2 separate regions of the Homo sapiens genome follow, and region 1 is linked to region 2. Evidence: chromatin contacts called from ENCODE Hi-C or POLR2A ChIA-PET data. All regions are on one chromosome and are shown on one strand. Each heading gives the region's core, a stretch centred on a gene start or an enhancer-like site at or near the end of the contact. The rest is flanking DNA. Distances are from core to core; before and after follow the strand shown.

Region 1 (6,875 bases), core at 761-3,260, 580 kb after region 2:
ACAGGTGCCCACCACCATGTCCGGCTATTTTTTTTTTTTTGTATTTTTTGTGAAGATGGGGTTTCACCATGTTAGCCAGGATGGTCTCAATCTCCTGACCTAGTGATCCACCCGCCTCGGCCTCCCAAAGTGCTGGGATTATAGGCGTGAGCCACCATGCCCGGCCAACTACCCTCAAATTCTGAGCCTCACCAGGCAAGAGTGAATTAGGCAGAAGCAACTTGGATAGAAGCCGCCCAGCTATTCCCTACCTTGGGAATCCTAGTAGGATGGAAGGTAAGAGTAGCCCTGAGGGAGGTTCAGCCTGTCCTGCAGAGACTTGAGCTAGCCCTCTTTGGGAGCCATCACTCCATTCTGTTTGTCAGCCTTCAAGGCTTGTGTATTTCTGATTAAGTGCTTTGTGTCCTCATTGTTCCTGCTTAACTTAGAGAATTTAGTAATTAAAGAAGACTCCTTAAGAGTTCACCCAGCTCCTCCGTGTCCCATACATCACAGGCCTGGCTTCCTCTGAGCATGTAGTTCTATCACACCTATCCTGGCTGAGGAAGGCTTACGGGAACCCAGAGCAGGGTTGGAAGGGCCCCAGGAGGCAGCTGACTCCAATCCCCACCTCCTTTTTCCAGATAGAAAAGCTGAGGCCCAGAGGTGGGTGGGCAGATAACTTGTCAGAAGCTGCAAAGCAGGGAAGCAGAGCCCTGGGGAGAATCCAGACTCACAGCTGAGGCTAGAGTCCTTTCCGTCCCCCTGATGCCAGGGTCAGCTTTATCTGAGTAGCTGAGCCTGTAGGGGAGAGGTGATTCTAAGTCTCAAGGGGCTCAGGTCACACCCTCCTCAATATCAGAGCTGCCTTTCCGGTGTCTGGCCCAGCACCACTAGTGCTGGGATCTAAGTAACCACAGTCAGAGCCTATTGGCCGAGGGTAGAGGCAGGAAGGAGGCGGGGAGTGTGGCCCAAGGGGCCCCACTCCAGGGCCTTCGGGGAGGAAGGGCGGGGCCTAAATGATCAGGGCTGTTGAGAAATGTTAGTGTTCACACCCGAATTACAGAAGCTCAGACAGAACACCATAAATACAGGCCTTAGCCTCCCCATCTCTAAGATGGGCAGAGATATTCTGCCAAAGTAATGCCTGAATTTGATGTCATTGAAACTCAAACACTGCCAGGGACATTAAAGATTTAATTCATCCCCTTCATATCATATAGTGTGTGGTCAACATTTCCTCACTGGCTGGAGGACAGTCCAATGTGATTGTACAACCAACTTAAAGTTAGAAGTGCCAGGCTGCACCACTCCGCTGCACCGGGGACACGGCCTATGCTCTGAACACCTGCAGGACCCCCAGAGCACACAAGTCAGGGGCGGATGTGGTCTCCACTGCTCCTATCTGACCAACTGATGAGGTGTCTCAGGGGAGCAAAGGACCACTTCCTTCTTAAATACCCCTGCACCTGGTGAGCCAGACCACAGCAGACAAGCATCAGAAGGGCCTTGAGTGCAAGGCCTCACTTCACAGACGATGACACTGAGGCCTAGAGAAAGCCTTTCTAATACACCTTATTTATTTTCTTCCTCCCTAGGGCTCCCGTTTTCTTGTCCCATATCAGCTTCCCAGGGTGTCTGCTAGTTCTGGTTGCCTCAGAGGGCCTGGAGCTGGCAAAAGCACTAGACATTATTTCTAGCATTTGGGTCAGCCTGGCAGGCAGGACCCTGAAGGAGCTGGACAGAAAATGGTGTCAGTAGCTGGATGGGGGTGGGGAAAGAGACAGGCTGAGGGCCCAGATACCTGTCTCCCAGTCCAATGGCAAACTGGAAGGCCAGAGCCAAGGTCCTAGCTTGCCATCTGAGGCTGAGCGCCTGGATACCTGTCTCACAGTCCAATGGCAAATTGAGAGTCCAGAGCCAAGGTCCTAGCTTGCCATCTGCTTGCTGTGTGACCTTGAGTGGACACTCTTCCTTTTCTGTGCTTCTGTACCCTCCTCTGCATGGCATGGAATTGTGCAATGGGATACGTAAGAGCCCTTCTGGTTTTGACATGCTGTGGATGGGGAAGAAGGGGCAGAGTGAGGTCATCTTGCTATCTCATCTTCTGTCGATCCTGTCCGGCTTGTTTGCTCTGGGCAGGGCAGAGGCAGTTTGACACACTCAGCTGTTAGCTCTGGTCATGGAGGGGGCTTCTCTGGAGAGCAGGAAAGGAGGGTCCCTTGCTCAGGAGGCCTGGGTGAGAACCTGGAGCCCTCCACACCATCCCCTGTTCTTCAGCAGACAGTGTAAGGGTGGTTGTAAAAGAGAGGGCGGGATTGCCTGAAAGCAGAGAATGACAGAGCTCAGCCATCTCCCAAGTTGCACGCAGCATGCTCCTAATTCTACAGTAGCACTGTGAACAGAAATAAGTACCCATTAGTGAGGACAAGGAGGATGCACAGGATGCTCAGGGCAGGACCATTTGCAGTAGGGAAATGCTGTAAACTGAGGACTGGCTGGATATACTCAGGGACATAATACTATGTCATTTCATTCATATGTTTAAGAGAGTGAAGTAGACCTTTATGTACAAAGATGGAAAGGCATTTGGTAAAATACCAATATCCAAACTAAACTATTTCTTTTCTGTCACCCAGGCTGGAGTGCAGTGGTGTATTCTTGGCTCACTGCAACGTCCACCTCCCAGGTTCAAGCAATTCTCCTGCCTCAGCCTCCCCAGTAACTGGGACTACAGGCATGTGCCACCATGCCCAGCTAATTTTTGTATTTTTAGTAGAGACAGGGTTTTACCATGTTGACCAAGCTGATCTTGAACTCCTGACCTCAGGTGATCTGCCCGCCTTAGCCTCCCAAAGTGCTGGGATTACAGGCGTGAGCCACCATGCCCGGCCAACTATTACTAATGATAAAAAAATGCATAGGAAAAAGTACCTAGAAAAGCACAAACTGATAACAGTTGTCATCTCCAGAGAATGGACTAAAATTACTGTGGTCAAGGAAGGGTAGCTTCCATTTTACATTTTACCTAAATTATTAGGATTTTTTTTTTTTTTTTTTTTTTTTGAGACTGAGTCTTGCTCTGTCACCTAGAGCGAGTGGTGTGCAGTGGTGCGATCTCGGCTCGCTGCAGCCTCTGCCTCCCAGGTTCCAGCGATTCTCCTGCCTCAGCCTCCTGGGTAGCTGAGATTACAGGCACGTGCCACACGCCCGGCTAATTTTTGTATTTTTAGTAGAGACGGGGTTTCACCATGTTGGTCAGGCTGGTCTCAAACTCCTGACCTCAGGTGATCCGCCCGCCTCAGTCTCCCAAAGTGCAGGGATTACAGGCGTGAGCCACCACGCCTGGCCAATTCTTAGGATTTTTAAAGCAACAACGCATTCAAGAATTACTTATATACAAAGAAATTAACAACAACAAGAAAAAGGTACCTCTCTTGGAACCTGAAAGCCTCCCCCAGAGTCAAGGTACAGACAGAGAAATCAAGGCTGGGGAAGAGAATAGTTAGCAAAAGAGGCAGAAGTGGACCCATTGTTAGAATGATGAATACCAGAGGTTGGGAAGGACGTGTGTGTGGGGTGCGGGGAATGAAGAAAGGCTGGTCAAACGATACAAACATACAGCCAGATGGAAGGACTACATTCTAATGTTCCATAGCAACCATGAACTGTATACTTTAAAATAGCTAGAAGAGAGGACTTGAAACGTTCCCAACACATAGAAATGATAAATACTCGAGGTGATGAAACTCCAAATACCCTGACTTGATCATTACACAGTCTATGCACCTAACAAAATATCATATGTACCTGAGAAGTATGTAAAATATTATATATCAATAAAAAATATAAAGAAGTAGGCCCCATTCTTGACTCCCAGTCCAGTGCTCTTTCCTCTACAGATGCAGCTGCTGGTGTCCAAAAGCAATGGGCCCTGTCCAGGCACCTCCTTGTTTACAGTGCTGCCTCTTCTGCTGCCAAGATGGGTTCCAAAGGGAGGCACTGGGTTCTTGCTGTCATTTTTGATTGCTGGCAACTTGGGGCTGGGGGTGAGAGGGTGGGTAAGGAGCAATTAACCTTGCGATATGAAAGTTTCCTAAAGCTGCTGTAACAAATTACCACGCACTTGGTGGCTGAAAACAACAGAAATGTATTCTCTCACAGTTCTGGAAGTTAGAAGTGTAAATTCAAGGTATCAGCCGAGCTGGCTCTTCTGGAGGCTCTGAGGGAGGATCTGTTACCTCCCTCTCTCCCAGATCCTGGTGGGTGCTGGCAATCCTTCGTTCTCTGGCTTGGGAGATGTGTCACTTCATTCCCTGCTCTTCTCCCTGTGTGTCTGTGTCCAAATTTCCCTCTTCTTGTTGGGACACCAGTCACTGGATTAGGGCCCATCCAATGTGACCTCATTTTAACTCAATGGCCCCTGCAAAGACCCTATTTCAAATAATGTCGCATTTACAGGTTCTGGGTGAATGTAAATGTAGGAGGGGACATTACTGAATCCAGTAAAGGTAACAGCTTTTCTGATGTCCAGGCCATTTCCTTAAGGAAGGCACAGGGGCAGGGTCACATGGGGCAGTAGAAAATGGCGAGGAAAGCCACAAAGGTCATTGTACACTCAGTGAAAAAAAACTCCATTGCAGAGAGGAGGAAATCTGGAAGTAGGTCAGACTGCATATCACTTGTCTTGGGGGGATGCATGGATGTGGATGGCTGTTTTAGGTATAGTACAGTGTTTGGCCTAGATGTTCTGGAAGGTTCAGATTTGAAAATAAGGTGACACAAGATAAACTATTTTTAGGGATTAAGATTCACCTTGCAAGACAAATAGGATGGCTTGTCTTCAGGTAATGGATGGGTTTAGATCTGCTAAAGATGGATGGATCTTCTCTTGCTCCTTTTCTCTGCCAAGGTGGGACAGCAGGAGCTCCCTCCCCACTGCCAGTCCTGCTGCAGTGGGGGCTCCCAGTCTGGCCCTCTCCCCTGGTCACTGGGGACGGCTCACAGTGCTGAGGGAGGATGATGCAGAGGACCGAGTGCCAGCCGTGTGGACGGAAGCCCAAGTACACCCTGAGGTGTCAGAGCCAGAACTAGGGTCATCTGAGAGGCTCTTCCTTTCGTTGGGAGGGTACTTACACTCTTCGAGTTTATTTTTTGAATATGAACATTCATGAATTTCATACTGAGACCCCTTAGAGCTCCTTTTCCAGGCAGGTCTCAGACTTCTGTTCACTGGCTGATCTATGCACCCTGAGATGTCAGGGGGCAGCCCCTCCTAACCAGAGTTTCACTGTCTTGATTTATATAGCAGCCTGTTTCTGTGCAATTAATTTAAAATTTCATCTTTTCTTCCCTTTTTATGACAAAAAAGAAACACAGTGCTGACATGAAGCACAGGTCCCAAGCCTAACAGCCAACTGAAGCAAAAATGGGAGCCCTTAGGTATCTGGGAACTCGTCAGGCTCTCAGGGGACCTACATCAGCCACCCATGAATTCAATAGAGGAAAAGAATTAAAAACATGTACATGTGCAGAAAATATATCACCAAAGGTTGTATCTCAAAGGCAGAGAGTATTGGGAATTATTCTAGTGTGTTTTAGGTTGCCAAACGCAAAAATCTGGTATTTAATCTCACAGGTCTTCCAGAGTGCCTTGTGCATGGAAGCCTGTACTGGCTTTAGCTAGGAAGATTGGTGGGCATTAGTTTCTAGGTTGGGCAAAATCATCAGCTCGGAGGCCATGTACATGCCAACATCTCCATGATGGTTGGGGCAGGGGGCTGAGTGCTGCAGAGGCAGCTTTCCTTCACGCTCCTCAACTGTCCTGCCCTTACCAACCGAGCTAGAAGATCAGATTTGCCCACTCCTCCTGACCAGGTGTCAAGGGCTGCTCCCATATTCCTTCTGCCTAGCATGCCCTCCTGAGTAACTCGCCTGCCCCATAAGTGCCTAACCCCCGCCCCCCTTCTAAACCCAGCCAAGATGCTGTCTCTCTAAGGGGCCTTCCTTGACCCCCCCGAGTCCAAAGCCACACTGGCCCCAGGTAGGAGGAAAACACAAGGGATGTTCATCAATTACCAGGGTAGGAGTGCAGACTGCAAAGAACCACGCGTCCAAACCGGTTAAATAAGCCACGGAACAGCCACAGGACATTAGGTAGCCATTAAAAAGTCCGTGTTTCCATGGACTACTTAACATGGGAAAATGCCCCCGGAAGAATATTAAGTAACTGGAATATAACCATATAAAACATACTCTTAGCTTTATACAGATAGTCATACTCACATCTATAATATACATAGGAAAAAATGGTACAAAGAATGACACTGAAATGTACACAGTGGCTATCTCTTAATTGTGAGATTAAAAGATTTTTTAATTTCTTATACTTTCCCACATTTTGAAATTTTGACTCAAAATAATAATCAGAACAATTCCATTTTTTAATGGAATCGTAAATATTTGCTAGTCGTAGGTTTGCATCCCCTCTAATATTCTTGCCAAAATGCCACCTGACCCCTGCTTGAACCCTCCAGTGATAGGAACTCACTACCCTTTGAGGCCTTTTTTTGGCCACTTATTCCTCATGAGTAGAAATCTGCTCGATTTAGCCTCCCCTACTGGCCACTGTGCTGCCTTCTGGAACAACAGAGAAAAAAACTGCTTTCCATGCCCCTTGACAAGACTTCAGAGATTTGAAGGAAGAGGCCAGACACTAGCCTGCATCCTCCCACCCTGCCCGCGTCAACCTTCCAAGAACACTAATGTCCTTTAGCTCCCACGTCCCGGGGTACTTTCCTTGGGTACAATCTAGGCAGTGATGTCCTTAAAGCATAACATTAAGTCTGTGCCTCCTTATCTCCTTCAAAGGCATCCTTCTTGCTAGTCAGGGTATC
Region 2 (6,756 bases), core at 3,693-6,192:
TCTAACCGCTGCGCTGTGGAATCAGGGGCACTGTCCAGAGCCCTGGCAGGACCTCTTTGAGGACTCAGGAAAAGGTCTCCTTTGCTCCCCCCATTACCCCAAGTTATGGGCGTATTCCGGAAGGTGCCAGGGAACTCCGTCCATGGGGTCCAGGTTGTCTGGAAGGGACAAGAGCTGAGTGGGAAGCAGCATGTGCCCCATCCCCCATCCCCCACCCTGTCCTGAATGGCAGGTGGCACTGGAATAAACCAACTTGTTATGTGATCTTGGAGCAAGACCCTTGCTCTCTTGGCCTCCGGTGAGAGGGTTTGGCAGGGTAGCCCCTGAGGGGGAAATTGCACTGTGGACAGCAGTGCTGGTGGTAGCTGTAGGGCTAGTCAGAGGGTGCCCTACCCCCTGTCCATTAGAAAGTGGAAGTGAAACTGGATGCTGATGGGGGTCTAGGGTACACTGGGGCAAGGGGTTGGAAGCCTTACTGGCGCCAGCCTGCCTTGTCACCAAGCCCAGGCCTGGCCCATTCCATGTTGGGGGGCACAGCCACAAACTGGAACTGATGTGCTCCCCCACTACTTGCCATATTGTCTCAGGCAGGCAGATGAGATCCCTCAGGGGAGTTGAAAACCCCCCGGGGAGCTGAAAAACCCTGTTTGCTGGGTGGGGCATCCCCTTCCTCTGTCTCCTTAGGAGATCTTGGTCTGGTTCCTCCCCTTCTCTGGTCCTCAGTTTTTCCATCAGTACGAAGGGGATGGCCTAGGATCACTCTAGCTTGATATTCAAACTTCCCCCAGGAATGTTGTTTACCACTCTGGCTTGCAGCCCCCACTTTCCAGGCCTGCCCCGTCTTTGCAAGCCATGGGCCGGCTCCCCTCAACCCCACAACTGACACCTAAATTAAGCTGTGGTTGGAACCAGCATTTACATGGCTAAATAAGGCCTTTAACTCCTTCCCTCCCTAGTCAGCTGTTGCCCTTATCTACTCCCCATCCCTTAAGGTAGGAAAAAAACCAACCAAATCAAACCTGTGGCATTCAGGCGCGTGGTTCCTGGTGCATCCCTAGGTTCTTCCGTGGCATTTTATCCAGTATCCGATTTTAGAATTGGGGAGACTGGGGCCAAGGAGGGGAAGAGGTTTGCACAGAGTGATTCTGTGGGAAGGAGGCAACAGAGCTCCCTCTCCTTGGGAAAGAGCACATCCTTAATAGGTGAATGGCGACATGAGTGTCCATGGAGCACCTGGAGAGAGAGGAGAAGCATGGGAGGAACCTTCTTCCATCTTCTCTCCACCCCTAGTCACAGCCCATTTCCAGGGCTGACATGTGTCTTCCTGAGCCCACGTCACAGCTCTGGGAGGTGGGCAGGGCAGGAGTCAGCACACTCCTTCCACCTGCCAGGGCTGCCCTCCCACAAGGCTGAGCACACCTCCAGGGCCCCTGCCTGGCCTGGGAGGCACCTTTTCCTTCAAGGCAGCTCCCAGGCTTCTAGACATGAGCTCATCGGAGCTGCTGGTGCCAGGAAGGGAGGGACTGAGGGGAAGCAGGCAGGGCTGCCCAGATCAGGGCACCGTGGGCCCGGGGAAGTACAGGGGGGTGCTACTGGTGAGGCCCTGCAGGCTCTGGTCCCCATTGTAGTGAAGAGACAGCAGCAGGATAGATCTGCTGAGGGTCAACTGGGGAAGGGTGGAGATGGGCCAAGTGCCCTGGGCTGTAGTGCTAGGCCAACCTCTGCTGCCCACTCACTTACTGTGTGACCTTGGGTAAATCCCTTTCTCTCTATGGGCCTCACTGTCCCTGGCTAGCAATGGGTTGGGATGGGTGCTTAGACACTGAGGTTGCAGTAGTGAATAAGACAGACAGGCCCCTGCCCTCAAGGCACTTGCATTTTAATTGGGGAGATAGAAAAGAAAAAAGGAAGCAAATAAATCATCAAGATAATTTCAGATAGGTAAAAGTGCCATAAAAAAATAAGTCATGCTGTTAAGATGGAGAGCAGTTAGGGGGCTACCGGGGGTTGGTGATTAGGAAAGTCCTCTCTCAGAGGTGACTTCAGAACAGAGACCTGAATCTTATTTGAAGCAATGCTCAAGGCTTTCTGGGGAAGGTGTATCTGCAACTGGAGTCTGGAAGAATGGGGAAGCTGGGGTGGGGGAGGATTTGGTTGGGAGGAAAGGTTTCCCAGAAGATGGTCATGCTCTGGGGCTAGGGGCTGGGACCAGTGGCAGGGACTGGAGGGTGGGGGTGTTGGTTGCATCCCCAGGGGCTTCAGACTGCAGATCCAAAGGAGCTCCACCTGAGATCTGGTCAGAGGGGCGGCTGGGCCTGCCTGCAAAGTGGCTCTGCTAAGTTAGTCGTGTGTGTGTGTGTGTGTTTCTGTGTGTGTGTGTTTCTGTGTGTGTGTGTGTGTGTGTGTGTGTGTGGTCAGAGTCTTTTGTGAACTGTCCCTGGATATTGGGGCTCAATTGCTACCCAGTGTGGCCAGAGGAGGAGTCAACATGGAAGCAGCCTGTAGGCCCTGTAATTCCAAAGGCTTACACAAGCCCTCTGTTTGGAATGAAATCTACCAACTGGCTGCTGCTGCCTGAAATTCCACCAGCCTAGCTTCAGCTTTTCCACTCGGTGAGGCAGGGTCGTATAGTACTGTGCAGACCCTGCCCTACCCTACCCTGTCCAGCCTCCCAGGGTTGCTGCGGGTGGAACAAAATTCAGTCTACTCCTAAATTCTTGGAGGCATGCCTCATGTGTGGCTAATACACAGATTCTGTGGTTGGACCTCTGGGTTCCCTTCCTGGCTGGCTGGGAGATCTTAACTATGTTATGTAACCTCTCTGGGTTTTTGTTTCCTCATCTATAAAATAGAAACAATAATAGACCCTGTTGTATACTGTTGTTCTGAAAATTAAATGAGATGATGATAAATGCTAAAAAAAAATGAGCTACCATTTAGGTATTGTGAGGTTTTGATCTCTGTTAAAATAGCGGTCAGGTGTGGTGGCTCACGCCTGTAATCCCAGCACTTTGGGAGGCCAAGGCAGGGGGATCACCTGAGGTCAGGGGTTTGAGACCAGCCTGGCCAACATGGTGAAACCCCGTCTCTACTAAAAATACAAAATTAACCAGGAATGGTGGTGCATGCCTGTAATCTCAGCTCCTCAGAAGGCTGAGGCAGGAGACTCGCCTGAACCCAGGAGGCAGAGGTTGCAGTGAGCCGAGATCGCGCCATTGCACTCCAGCCTGGGAGACGGAGTGAGACTCCAGCAAAAAAATAGAAATAGCAAGTTCTTAAGGAGATGGGCTCTCGCTTAAGACTAATTGTATCTCAGTATAAGTTACTTTTTGATGTTTGGCCAGGAACAGGTTTTTTTGTTTGTTTGGTTGGGTTGTTTGTTTGAGACAGAGTCTGACTCGGCCACCCAGGCTGGGGTGCAGTGGCATGATTATGGCTCACTGCCGCCTCGACCTCCTGGGCTCAAGTGATCCTCCCACCTCCTAAGTAGCTGGAACTACAGAGATGTGCCACCGTGCCCGGCTAATTTTTGTATTTTTAGTAGAGACAGTGTCTCGCTATGTTGCCCAGACTGGTCTTGAACTCCTGGGCTCAAGTGATCCATCTGCCTCAGGCTTACAGGCATGAGTCACCATGCCCGGCCTAGGAACAGGTTTTGATGGTGGGAGAATAGGCACAAGCACAGCGGAAAATGCCTGGACTGAGCTTCAGGAACGGATGCTCGAACCTCCGCTCTTAGCTGACTGGCTGGTGGTCTTGGGCAAATCATTTGCTTCCTCTGGGCCTCAGGCTTCACTTCTGACTGCTGAGATATGGGCTAGTAAGGATCTGAGGGGATCATGGGTGTGACAAAGCTCCTTACTGGCTTGTCACCAAGAACATGGGGCTAGCAGGAGGGGCTGACACCATGGTGTCAAGGGTCAAGGAAGGGGCAGGCTGGATGAGCCCCTGGGACAGGAGAGTGGGCTAACCTGAGACCCTTGCGTGTAATCCTCCAGAATAAAATCTCTTAGAGTCTAAGAGTGCTTGAAAGATAAAAGCCACAGTTCTTGAAAAATGATTGTTTACTGTTATTTACTATGTACCATGGGTGCTTTAAGTTCTTTACGCATCAACAACTCCATGAGGTGAGTACTGTTATTAGCATTTTGCAGATGGGAAACTGAGGCACAGAGAAGTTGGTTAAGTGAGCTTCCAAGGTCGCACACCTGGTAAGTGGCTAGATTCAAACACAGGCAGTCTGGCCCCAAAAACTGTGTGCTTAACTTCTTCGCAACATGGTCTCTCCCACACTAGATGGAGTGCCAGGGGCTCAGAAAAAGCAAGCCACCTATCCCAGAACAGACAGCATTCATCTTTGATCCTCATCATCCCTGAAGCTTAGGTCCTGGAAGGAGGAGCCTCACTGGGTCTAGGGTCCGGGGCTCTGAGATTGGCCCTTGAACCAGCTCAACCTTTCTATTCCCCTGGCAGTAGGTCAGAGAGGATCAAGGGTGCCCTGCAGTCACTGTGGGCATGGAAGGCTCTGCCATGGCCTGATGAGTGGGCGTTGTTAGTGCCTTGGAACTTGAGTGGCTCCTAAGTGCTTGAGTTGTAATAAACTCCCACGCAGTCTGGCACACCGCCACCATTGTACAGTTAGGGGAAACTGAGGTCAGAGTGTTTAGGGAGCAGCCCAGGGTCACACAGGCAGAGGACACGCTTCATCCCTGAGCCTCCTGTCCTGCCTTCTGGGCCGCTTAGTTCTTGTGGGCTCCATAGGAAGATGAGATGTTGGGGACCCTCCCATGGATCCCTAAGGTGGCCCTGGCCTCCTCAGCCAGGACATTATTCCCAATATGGGGCCCTTTGGGAGGGCACATGGAGTTGGGGGATGGGGAGAGTACTGATTAAAAAATAGACTGTCACGCGCACGGAGAACAAGCATGCCACCACCCAACCTGAGCCAGTTGGCTCCCCCATGCCTGGCTGCCAGGCCCCACTCAGGTCTCCTGCTGGGGGCCCCGCCCACCATACCCTGGCTCTGGGCCTGAGGCTGAATGCTCCCATCCACCCTCTCCTCTCCCTCCTCCATCCCTGCCCAGCCTCCAGGCAGATGGTGCTCTTACTGAGCTTGGGTGGGCCTGAAGCTCAGCTGTGGACTTTAAGCTGTGCCAGGGGTGTCTGGCATCCCCACACACTGGCTGTGTGGCCTTGAATGAGCCCTTTCCCTCTCTGGGCCTCAAACATTGACAGAGTAATGCTGTCAATCAAAGTTCTTTCCCAGATTTCTTCTCTCATTTAGACCTGACAGACACTGCAGGAGACCCCACTCAGAGAGGTGACCTGCAGTGGCCACTCAGCTAGGGTGCAGCAGAGCAGAGGCCAGTACCCAGATAATTGTGCAAATCCCAATCCTGTACAACTCCGGGTGAGTGAGGTCACATGGGAGCATGAAGGCAGGAGGCTTTGCAGTCATGATGTGAGCAGTGTTTCATGCATTTGCTCTTTTACTTAGTCAACAAATGTTTATTCAGGCCCAGCTATGGCCGAGGCACAGGGGCATGGACATAGCCAAGGTCCCTGCCCTGCGGGGACAGGCAGACTGACGTGAAAACAAATCCTTATGGAATTACAAAGCTGATGAGCGTTTAGGGAAGAGGCAGAGAGTGTTGTGGCAGGAGAATGTGACCTCTGAGGGCCTTGGGACCTGTGAACAGACCTGAAGGATGAGAAGTGTGGTCAGAAAGGTGCAGCCAAGGGGGCAAGGGAAGAAAGAGCTCTAGGAAAAGGAGCAGCCAGTGCAGAGGCCCTGAGGGGAGAAAGTGCTGGGCTGGCCGAGCACTAGAAAGAGGGTCAGCATGGCTGGAGCCTGGCAGGCTGGGAGGTGAAGCACCACGACGGGAGCTGCAGCGCAGGGGTCAGGGCAGTGGGGCTGGTGGTACAGGGCCTGGAGCCTGCGAAGGGGCTTGAGGCGGATCATAGGAAAGAGGAGCATGCTGGTGCTGATCTAGGAGGTGGGTCTTTGCTCCTTTCCTTTCCTCTTTCCCTTGGATGTCCACCCTGATAGTGCTATCGACAGACCCCATTCATGCCCCCCCAGCCACTTCTTGAGGTGGCTAAATGCAGAGTCTGGGGCCCTCTCTCCCCCATCTCTTCAAGGAGGGTTATGGAGGCCCAGCAGGCCTCAGATGCAAGCTGGTGAGAGTGCGTTCCTGGGCAGGAGGCTGCGGTCACTCAAGCTGAGTGCCCCTGTTCAGGTGAGTTCTTATTTCCTTTTATTCCCTGTGGGAGTCTGTGGACAAAGGAGGGTCAGCTTGTGTCTGAATGAAGGCCGCCCCAGACCTACTTCCACTGCCTGTAACGGCTGCCTGTCCCCTGTTCCATTCCAGGCACCAACCCCCAGCCAACCCTGGAGCCAAAACCCCGGGATGGCAGGCAGGAGGCTTGCATCCTGAGCCCAGCTCTGCTGTACGCTCTAGGGCACACCCCTTTTTCTCCCTGGGCATCAGTTTCCCCATCTCTATTATAGATAAATACTCTAATTTTTCTACACTCGGTGTATGGCCCATGGATGCAGTATCAGCATCACCCAGAAACTTGTTAGAAATGCAGAATCCCAGGCCTCCTCATCCCAGACTTCCTGAATTACAATCTGCATTTTGACAACATTCCTGAGTAATTTCCATGTACTTTAAATTATGAGAAGCGCTATTCTAGGTCAGTTATTTTTAAACTTAAGATAAATGAAAATCTATAGCATATTTTTCCTTCTCT

The links. A loop is a pair of places that touch in the nucleus more often than their neighbours do. ChIA-PET counts read pairs that join two places held with the same protein, here RNA polymerase II (POLR2A). Pooled maps may share reads with other maps.
Region 1: a map with no recorded cell type shows a loop between it and region 2 (2.8-fold over the local background). The contact joins two enhancer-like sites. A Hi-C loop is called at or near these places in 1 of 37 single-sample maps with no recorded cell type and 4 of 50 pooled maps. POLR2A ChIA-PET finds 5 or more read pairs at or near these places in 1 of 52 experiments (GM10248).

What each region holds. Positions count from the first base shown.
Region 1 is chr5:151,213,386-151,220,260 of GRCh38, forward strand. The region is part of intron 1 of CCDC69 (coiled-coil domain containing 69); the gene reads right to left. The region is part of intron 2 of LOC105378230 (a long non-coding RNA gene); the gene reads left to right. Among named protein-coding and RNA genes, the nearest start is that of CCDC69, 7.3 kb to the right of the region's middle. RefSeq lists enhancers at 183-232, 243-322, 1,103-1,152, 1,503-1,562. Within about 2 kb of position 2,011, at least 11 of the 41 ENCODE cell types and tissues checked have a DNase peak (open chromatin) inside an H3K27ac peak, as active enhancers do.
Region 2 is chr5:150,625,654-150,632,409 of GRCh38, forward strand. It overlaps LOC124901107 (a long non-coding RNA gene), which reads right to left and starts at 1,292. Exons shown (of 3, transcript XR_007058995.1): 1 at 1,010-1,292. It also overlaps a transcript of SYNPO not described here. RefSeq lists enhancers at 397-736, 498-1,213, 1,214-1,927 and a silencer at 1,386-1,455. Within about 2 kb of position 4,943, at least 7 of the 41 ENCODE cell types and tissues checked have a DNase peak (open chromatin) inside an H3K27ac peak, as active enhancers do.